Linked DNA regions of Homo sapiens: region 1 is linked to region 2. Evidence: chromatin contacts called from ENCODE Hi-C or POLR2A ChIA-PET data. All regions are on one chromosome and are shown on one strand. The core of a region is the stretch at or near the end of the contact, and the rest is flanking DNA. Distances in the headings are between cores, read along the strand shown.

Evidence for each region. Hi-C counts contacts between places; a loop is a spot of excess contacts on that map. ChIA-PET counts read pairs that join two places held with the same protein, here RNA polymerase II (POLR2A). Pooled maps may share reads with other maps.
Region 1: a loop to region 2 is called in a map of Calu3, with 2.3 times the contacts of the local background. The contact joins the enhancer-like site here to the promoter of NR5A2 in region 2. A Hi-C loop is called at or near these places in 4 of 168 maps with a recorded cell type or tissue (Calu3, Right ventricle myocardium inferior, endothelial cell of umbilical vein and 1 more), 1 of 37 single-sample maps with no recorded cell type and 2 of 50 pooled maps. POLR2A ChIA-PET finds 5 or more read pairs at or near these places in 6 of 52 experiments (A673, H1, MCF 10A and 3 more).

Annotation. Positions count from the first base shown.
Region 1 is chr1:200,075,058-200,079,649 of GRCh38, forward strand. The region is part of intron 5 of NR5A2 (nuclear receptor subfamily 5 group A member 2); the gene reads left to right. Among named protein-coding and RNA genes, the nearest start is that of NR5A2, 50 kb to the left of the region's middle. Within about 2 kb of position 1,259, at least 8 of the 41 ENCODE cell types and tissues checked have a DNase peak (open chromatin) inside an H3K27ac peak, as active enhancers do; they include Panc1 and endothelial cell of umbilical vein, where a contact is called at or near this core.
Region 2 is chr1:200,024,580-200,029,055 of GRCh38, forward strand. NR5A2 (nuclear receptor subfamily 5 group A member 2) reads left to right here and starts at 3,131. Exons shown (of 8, transcript NM_205860.3): 1 at 3,131-3,332. The coding sequence starts at 3,269.

The sequences.
Region 1 (4,592 bases), core at 9-2,508, 49 kb after region 2:
GGAATTTATTATTGTCCTATCTTCAGCCAGACAGCTCTGTGGTAATTTCATTTGGTGATCTCTTTAATAAATATTTTTTGGAGTGCCTATTTTGTGTGATGCCAAATGAAGTAAACAGTGTTTTATGTAATATGTTCCAATATATATTTTTTAGAATGAACCATTTACCAAGTATACATAAGTCAGACATTGACTGCATATCCCACTGAACATTTCCATTAATATAAGTGGAAAAAGGAAAGCCGCTTTGCAAAAAAAGGAGGCTTTTTTGCTTCAGCAATATGCAAATTAATTTGAAGCATGCCAGTAGTTTTAATATAGGTTGATTCAGAATTACCATTGTGAATAACATTCACTTCTATTACTGCTTTTGTTAAAACTAAGCGCCAAAAAAGGAAGCCTCTTTGCTTCAGCAATATGCAAATTAATTTGGAGCATGCAAATAGTTGCAGCATGCAAGTAGTTTAGAATTAGACTTTCATTAAAACTAAGTGCCACACAGAGAAGAGGTGTAAAACAGAGTAGTAATCTGTTGCGTGCACTTGAAGGGTTCTTGAAAGACGTGCATAAACCGTTACCGTTGTAGCACAAGTTGAGCAGCAAAAGCCAAAGTCGCACATCTGTGTCTTGTCGCCACCTCTCCACTTATCCACTCATGCTGGCTTTTCTCCCAGCAGCTCTTTGCCCTCCTCCTTTTAACACTGTGGGCTGAGGTGAGGATGTTCTAGTCAAGAGTCTTTACGAGCCTTATATCGCCAGGCTTTCAGAAAATGTGAAGCATGGTAGTGTGAATTTAGAAAAAATAAAAGTGTGTATAAAAGCTCTTCTGTTTTCTTTTCTTTTTTTTTTGTTAAGAAACAATAGTGTTTATTTATCATGTTTTGCTTAGAATTCCTTTGGTATTCTGTTCTCTTGATTTTAACAAGAAGCTAAACTCAATAACATCTTTTAAAAACAAAACAATTTTCGGTTGAGGGTGGGTGAGGAAGTTATATGAAGATTGAGTGGGAACCTCAACCCAAGGACATAATAGACAAGAAACAGTTTTTTTCCTCCCCTTTCTTCAGAAGTAGTCTTCCGCATGGTTTAATGTGCTAACATAACCCCGGTTCCAATATTTCAAAAGATACAGAACTTCCCAGCATGATGATAAAGTTTTCCTGTGTTCCAATAATAAAACCTCAACGTACCAGTGATTTCCAGTTCCTTTGTGGCTCAGCAACTTGTGAAGACCAACTAAGTCCTAAGTACCCAGCCTGCAGTATCAGTGTGGGAGTCGGAAACAGATGTTCACGGGACAATGCCATTTGTTGTCACTGTCGATACTATGTGGCAACTTTCCCAAATGAAATTGTTTGTGGATGGAAAAGAATGTAAGCAGTGATTCATGCCCAGGAATTTTTTTTTTTTTTTGTCTGCAGGCTAACCGTATCTTATTTGTTTTAAATCGCAGAGCATTAGTGGATTAAAAATTTTAGGTTAACTTACTATTATAGTATCTTTTTCATTTTTTGTCCTGTACTTCTAAAAGGAGTGACTAATTTAGGTAGCTTACTGAGAATAGTAAATACCTTACTTGATTTGAGAATTCAAAAGCAGCTGACATCTTTTCAGATTTAGTGTTTTAACTATTGAGTAGGTACAGAGTTGCCATTTAAATGAACAGCATGACTTGCTTAGCATTTTTGTTAATAATTTGGAGGTTTGGAGAATTCAAAATAAACATTAAGTAGAAACATATTTTTTGGTAATAGGTGGCATTGCATGATCTTGGTTTGAGATTTTCATAAATATTACAAAGGAACTTCCACTAACTCACTCACTGTTAGAGATAATAGATTAATTTGTATAAATTAAATATTAATTATAGAGAAGTTTAAAATGTACTTAAAATGAATTTGATACAACAAAGCTACTTAAAAGTTAGGTAGACCATGTCATGTGACATGTATACAAACTATCCTTTTTCAAGAAAAAACCTAACAAGCGTTTAAGGCATAATATCTACTACTTTAGTGCCGTTTTTATAAAACATAAATTTTAATCTACAAATGAAAGTCTTTTAAACATTTATTCATACCAACAGATGCCTAAGGCCAGAATTATAAAATGTTTTATGTTGTTTTAAAAACATATGTATTTCTCATAATTAGGTTTCGGCATCACAGAAAAATTATTTTAAGGGTCATACAACAAAATCTGACTTTTAAACAACAGCCAAAGGAAAGATTGGTATCACATGTAGAGGAAGAGGTCCTTAATTAAGAAGCAAATTCCGGAGTTTCAGTAACTCATTTTCACTAGCTAATGTTTAATAAATTGTATTAGGTTAGTGCAAAATTAATTGCGGTTTTTGCCATTAAAACCACAATTAGGTTGGGCTGGGTGGCTCAAGCCTGTAATCCCAGCACATTGGGAGGCCAAGGCAGGTGGATCACCTAAGGTCAGGAGTTCAAGACCAGCCTGGCCAACATAGTGAAACCTCGTCTCTGCTAAAAATACAAAAATTAGCCAGGCATGGTGGTGGGTGCCTGTAATCCCAGCTACTCGGGAGGCTGAGGCAGGAGAATCGCTTGAACCTGGGAGGCGGAGGTTGCAGTGAGCCAAGATAGTGCTACTGCACTCCAGCCTGGGTGACAGAGCAAGACTTGGTCTCAAACAGAAACAAAAACAAACAAACTGGCAATTAATTTTGCATCAACTTAGTAGTTGTGTGGTTCCGTCTTCCTCGGACTTCTTTTTCTCATTTGCAAGATGGTACGTCAGTCTGGATGACCTTTAGGGCTCTCGCAGTTTTTGATTCTAGTTTAGGGCTTTGACTTCTGTTCTCTAGCAGTCACTGTTAACATTATTTGAGTATCTGATGATAGCTTGTACTAATTTTCCCAGAAAAATGCATAAAACAGAAATTTTGCATGCAATCCCAGGGCTTCATGGACTCATTGAAGCCTAGTGATAGTCCCAGGTAAAGAAGCTAGTTAAAGAAAGTTAGTATCCTCACGTTTCTGTGAAGATTCAAGCAAGCATTTCAAATTGCTCCAAACGTGGGCATCAGAACTTTCTGATTATTAAACAAAGTTGATTGTTTTTATTTTCTAACATATCTACGTTAGAAATTTGGCATTGATACCAGCACACTTGGAGAAGGCAAAAACACATGAGTTGGTCCACTAAAGACTTCAATAGCACTTGGAAAGAGATACTCGTGTGTGTTATGTATGGCATGTCAAGGGAAGTTACCTACATCCCAGCTACCTTGCTTTAGAACAGGAAAGGAATGAACTAAGGTGCACTTGCCTGTCTCAACCAGTGAATCAAGACTGATTGTTTGTAGTTATTTTAATTTATGAAAAATTCAAAATTTAATGCTACAGAAAAGACAATGGGCCTAGGGAGGACTATGTTAAAGTCTTGTTCATTTTCTAGACCCAACAGAGAATACTTGAATGCACAGAACAACTGAGGAAAATCATACTTTAAGTAACAAATACAAACTAGAAATTAATTCTTTCATAATTAAGACTATTTCAACTATTAATTTTCTTCCAATATACCCCTCTACTTTTTTTAGCCATTTATGGGTCATTCTACATTTTCTTAAGTTCTAATATGATCTGGAGAATGTCTTGGACTTCTTTAAAGTAACTTCATGCATGTGCTCTCATTAGATCCTTTATTTACTACCTTACTTTAATGTTATACATAATACATAATAAACATGTGAAATTCATTTTAATGAATAGTGTAAGCCTCAAAAAATTTACTTAACCACTTCTTTGACCTAGCAAATTTATAAGCGATAGTAAAACTTTCCTTTTACCTTTACAATAATAGCTTTTAAGTACTCAGGCTGACAAATTCTTCATGGACTCACTTTTATGTTTTTCAATTTCTATTAATTTCTCTGTATTAAAGTTGAATTAGATGGATTTATGTTGCCTATTCCTGGCATTCATAGCAACTATAAGGCATGATCAAGAAAACAGAAATTCTAATCCTCATGTTACAGAAATGGCCCCAATTCTACTTGACAGAAATGATTTCAATTAGGGAGTCTCTGGGCTACCTTTTCTGTTTCACCAGAACAAATGTTATTGATATAAGGGGAAATCCTTGGATACCATATAACCTGCTCACTCTATGGAGCAGAGTTACTTAGAGTGCTCCGAATCCCATCTTTGATCTCTGGCGATATTTTTCTCTGTTATGTCACTGAGGTCACCTGGCTCATGTGTGACAAACTGCCTGCATAAGTCACAGTGCCAGTGGCAGAGATTTGTAACCATGCCCCTGGTCCATTGCCTTTGAATTATTTCACAGGCCCGCTGCTTTACATTTACACTCTGTCGGAAGATGAACAGGGGAAGGGAGTAAAATCAAGGGCAGGGTCTCATCCTGAAGGACAAGGGGAAACAGGTGGAAGGTTAATGGCCCTGGAGCGATTCCACAAGCCTCTCAGGCTTGATATATGGGCCTGGGGCCTAAAACGGGCATTGGCTTTCAAAGATATATTATTTCATTTGAGGAGAGACATTCTGGAGTTCCTGCATTTGTCTGCTGATAGATGATCCTCTGTCCACAATTGGTTATGG
Region 2 (4,476 bases), core at 1,881-4,380:
CCCGTAATCCCAGCTACTTGGGAGGCTGACATAGAAGAATCACTTGAACCCGGGAGGTGGAGGTTGCAGTGAACCGAGATCATGCCACTGCACTCCAGCCTGGGTGACAGAGTGAGACCTTGTCAAGAAAGAAAGAAGAAAGAAAAGAGAAAGAAGGAAAGAAGGAAAGGAAGGAAGGAAGGAAGGAAGGAAGGAAGGAGAGGGGGAAGGGAGGGGAGGGGCGAGGGGAGGAGGGGAGGGGAGAGGAGAGGAGAGGAAAGGAGAGGGAGAAAAAGAGAGAGAGAGAGAGAAAGAGAGAGAGAGAGAAGATGGGGAAGGTCCCTTCTGGGTTTCCATCTAAAATCAAAGAAGAAATCATTGGTTTCAATAATAATATTTTAAAATCCACCCTATGATTTTTTTTTCTTTAAAAGAAAAATATCAATCTAAGAAAATAATACCTAACATGGTGTTAATGAAAAGTAGGTTGGATTGGTTATGTGTACATAAGAACTTAAAGCTCAAAGGAAAAACAGCACGTATACCAGCATGTTGACCTGGCTCCGCTGACAGCCAGGATTACCAGTTATTTCACTTGGTGTGTACCAGTGCTACTTGGAAACTACCCACCTTCCATGAGCAGGTCTACTCAATAAAATCTTACTTTCATGAGGCTGTGAGGATATCCAAATGGGGACATTTCTTATACTCAGAAGACCACAAGTCACGAATGTGGCCACTTCTGATTCTGACTTCAGGGGTCACCCAGACCCCAAGCCACCCCAACCCGATAAAGGCAAGTTCACCTTGGGCAAAGTTCAGAGCCAGCAGCACAGCTGAAAGGCAGTGGACAGCACTTTCAGATGCTGTATTCCAACATTTCAACTGACATGAAGTGAGGCAAGAGGGGAAATAACTAACAGTAATCTGATTAAAAAACAAAAGAGAAAAAAAAAAGGGCCTGGTGTGGTGGCTCATGCCTGTAATCCCAGCACTTTGGGAGGCCGAGGCGGGTGAATCACCTGAGGTCAGGAGTTCGAGACCAGCCTGGCCAACATGGCAAAACCCCATCTCTACTAAAAATACAAAAATTAGCCGGGCATGGTGGCACGTACCTGTAATCCCAGCTACTAGGGGGGCTGAGGCAGGAGGATTGCTTGAACCTGGGAGGCGGAGGTTGCAGTGAGCCAAGATTGTACCACTGCAGTCCAGCCTGGGCAATGGAGCAAGACTCTGTCATTAAAAAAAAAAAAAAAAAAAGGACTGGCCTGGGTTTACAGGTAGCTCACACCTGTAATCTGAGCACTTGGGGAGGCTGAGGCAGGAGGACTGCTTGAACCCAGGAGACCAACCTGGGCAATACAGCAACACACTGTCTCTACAAAACATTTAAAAAATTAGCTGGGTGTGGTGGTACACATCTGTAGTCCTAGTTACTCAGGAGGCTGAGGCAGGAGGATTGCTTAAGTCCATGAGTCTGAGGTTGCAGTGAGCTATGACTGTGCCACTCCATTCCAGCCTGGGTGACAGAGTGAGATCCCATCTCTAAATAAATTAATAGACCATAAATTCTGTAATGTGAATCTTTAGACAAAGACTGCTAAATCTATCATCTGATATATGAAGTTTTATTACAACAAATGTTTATATATTGAGTTAAAAATTATCTGTACCCATACACACAACCTGCATTTACTTAATTTAAAAGGAGTGTCAATATTAAAATTGAGGATTTTGGCCAGGTGCGGTGGCTCACGCCTATAATTCCAGCACTTTGGGAGGCCGGGTAGATCATTTGAGGTCACAAGTTTGAGACCAGCCTGGCCAACACGGTGAAACCCCGTCTTGACTAAAAATGCAAAAATTAGCCGGGCATGGTGGTGTGCCCCTGTAATCCCAGCTACTGGGGAGGCTGAGGCGGGAGAATTGCTTGAACCCGGGAGACAGAAGCTGCAGTGAGCCGAGATCGTGCCACTGCACTCCAGCCTGGGCAACAGAGCGAGAACCCATCTCAAAAAAAAAAAATTGTTATTTTGTTGTTATTGTTGTTTTTGAAGACAGAGTCTCACTCTGTTGCCCAGGCTGGAGTGCGGTGGCATGATCTTGGATTGTGTTCTTCCAGGGTTGCAGAGAGAAGTGCAACAGCGTCTCATTGCAACCTCTGCCTCCCAGGTTCAAGCAATTCTCCCGCCTCAGCCTCCCAAGTAGCTGGGATTACAGGAGTGCACCATCACACCCAGCTAATTTTTGCATTTTTAGTAGAGATGGAGGTTTCACCATGTTGGCCAGGCTGGTCTCGAACTCCTGACCTCAGGTGATCCGCCTGCCTTGGCTTCCCAAAGTGCTGGGATTACAGGTGTGAGCCACCATGCCCAGCCTAAGAATAATAACTTTATAACTATGAAAAATGTGTTACATATTCACCATTTTGCCAGCATTAATCTCAAAGCATAAGTTTTACCTTTTGGGGATAAAGAGATAGATTGTGTTTTAGCCATATGACCAATGTAGAAACAAGCTAAGGTTAACTCCTCATCTAATGAATAGGCCCGATAAAAAAGTTGGTTGACCACAACATGAATAAATAAATAACCATAAGCTTGGAAATGCTACCTGTAGTATTTCAGAGTGTCGATCACATTTGTAGTCATCACTTAAAGAATTAATGTCTGCCAATGTTATCATCTAAAATGTATTTACAGAGGTCAGAAGAGCTATGTCTGTCCTCCTCTATGCAAAGAGGTGATGACATCAAGGGGTATGTCACAAGCCAAAGTTTAGTTAGCCTAAGTTAGTTAGCTGGTTTGCAGTTTTTATCCACTAAGTCTGATCTTCTGACCCCTCAGTTTTACAACTTTCCACTCTCTGTGCTGCATAGCACCTCTCCACTTCTGAGTTAATCATTTCTTTGCCATTATCTGGCAAGAATTCTTATCTCTTTTGCTGTCACTTTATAACAGGGTCCTCTTATCAACCTGCATAGAGTCATGTGATGAGTCAAAGCCTATCAAAAGTTTCCATTCTTCTGATTAGAAACCATCATGAAACTGGATACATGGTTTACAGCAGGTCACTAATGTTGGAAAAAGTACAGAGTCCAGGGAAAGACTTGCTTGTAACTTTATGAATTCTGGATTTTTTTTTTTCCTTTGCTTTTTCTTAACTTTCACTAAGGGTTACTGTAGTCTGATGTGTCCTTCCCAAGGCCACGAAATTTGACAAGCTGCACTTTTCTTTTGCTCAATGATTTCTGCTTTAAGCCAAAGAACTGCCTATAATTTCACTAAGAATGTCTTCTAATTCAGATACTGGGGATTTACAAGAGTCTTTAAAGCACGGACTTACACCTATTGGTAAGTAGGAGTTTCTCTATTGATCATCTATTTATTCTGCTACTACATACATATAATTTAATCTTGTTGATGGATTTTGCATTTTAAGTCATGGCTTTTCCTATTATGTTTATTAAAAGCACACAATAAGCCTATGTATATATATCACACATTTATCTTTCTTGCAGTTCAAAAAAAGCAAATGGATATTTCAACATATGAATATTATTCATTATATCTAGTGTTTACTGGTGTCATTCTAATACCCTAATCAGCCAGAAAATATAATTTATACTTTATCAATTTCAACTTTAATATTTTCTGATAATTTTTAATCAGAAATAATAAGCTAAAATTTGAACAATTTGAAACAAGTTAATCATATTGAGTGATCATTGATCAAACTTTAACAGATAGCTGTCAAGTATTTGTTACTTTTCAACCCACACAAAAGTATGGTGTCTTATTCTCTGCTTATACCGTAAAAAATTTTCATTTTATTTTCCTGGGGAATGAAAGTCATGCCCCCACCTCCAAAAAAAAAAAAAAAAAACCAAAAAAACTAGACCATCATTAGTAAAGGATTTGAAGAGCTACTGTTTCTCGCAACAATTAGTATATTTTGTTTTTACAAACAGAAATAAGTAAATAAAGCTACTATTCATTTAAAAAATAGAGTTACAAACTTATGAATTTTATAGCAAGACTACATTCAATTAATTCTAAAAGTAAAGGACTGAAGGGAAGTGATTCCCAGTGATCTGTAATTATTTGTCTGTTGGAAGTCAGGCCCTTCTGCCTTTCCCCAGTTTTTGAAGGACCTGTGCCTTTTCTGGCAGCATTTGCCTAGGCTTTCAGACTGGAATTTCCCTCCGAATTTGCAGGGGCCTGTCATGAGCTCTCTGAGTCTCAGCTCCATTATAACAAGAAAGAAAATCAAGGCTTGAGTTTTTCCTCTTTTTTCCTTCCTAGTCAGCTGACTCCACAGAATGCAGTGGAGTCACAGATTGCTTTTTTTATGGGCCAACTACACCCTAAAGTATATCACTTGAGGAAATGTTTACCAAAAATGTTCTATACTTACGAAAAAGAAAACATGGGGAAGGTAAGCAGGGTGTAACACACAATCAATTGTTCTGCAGATAACACAGAAAATACAGGCACA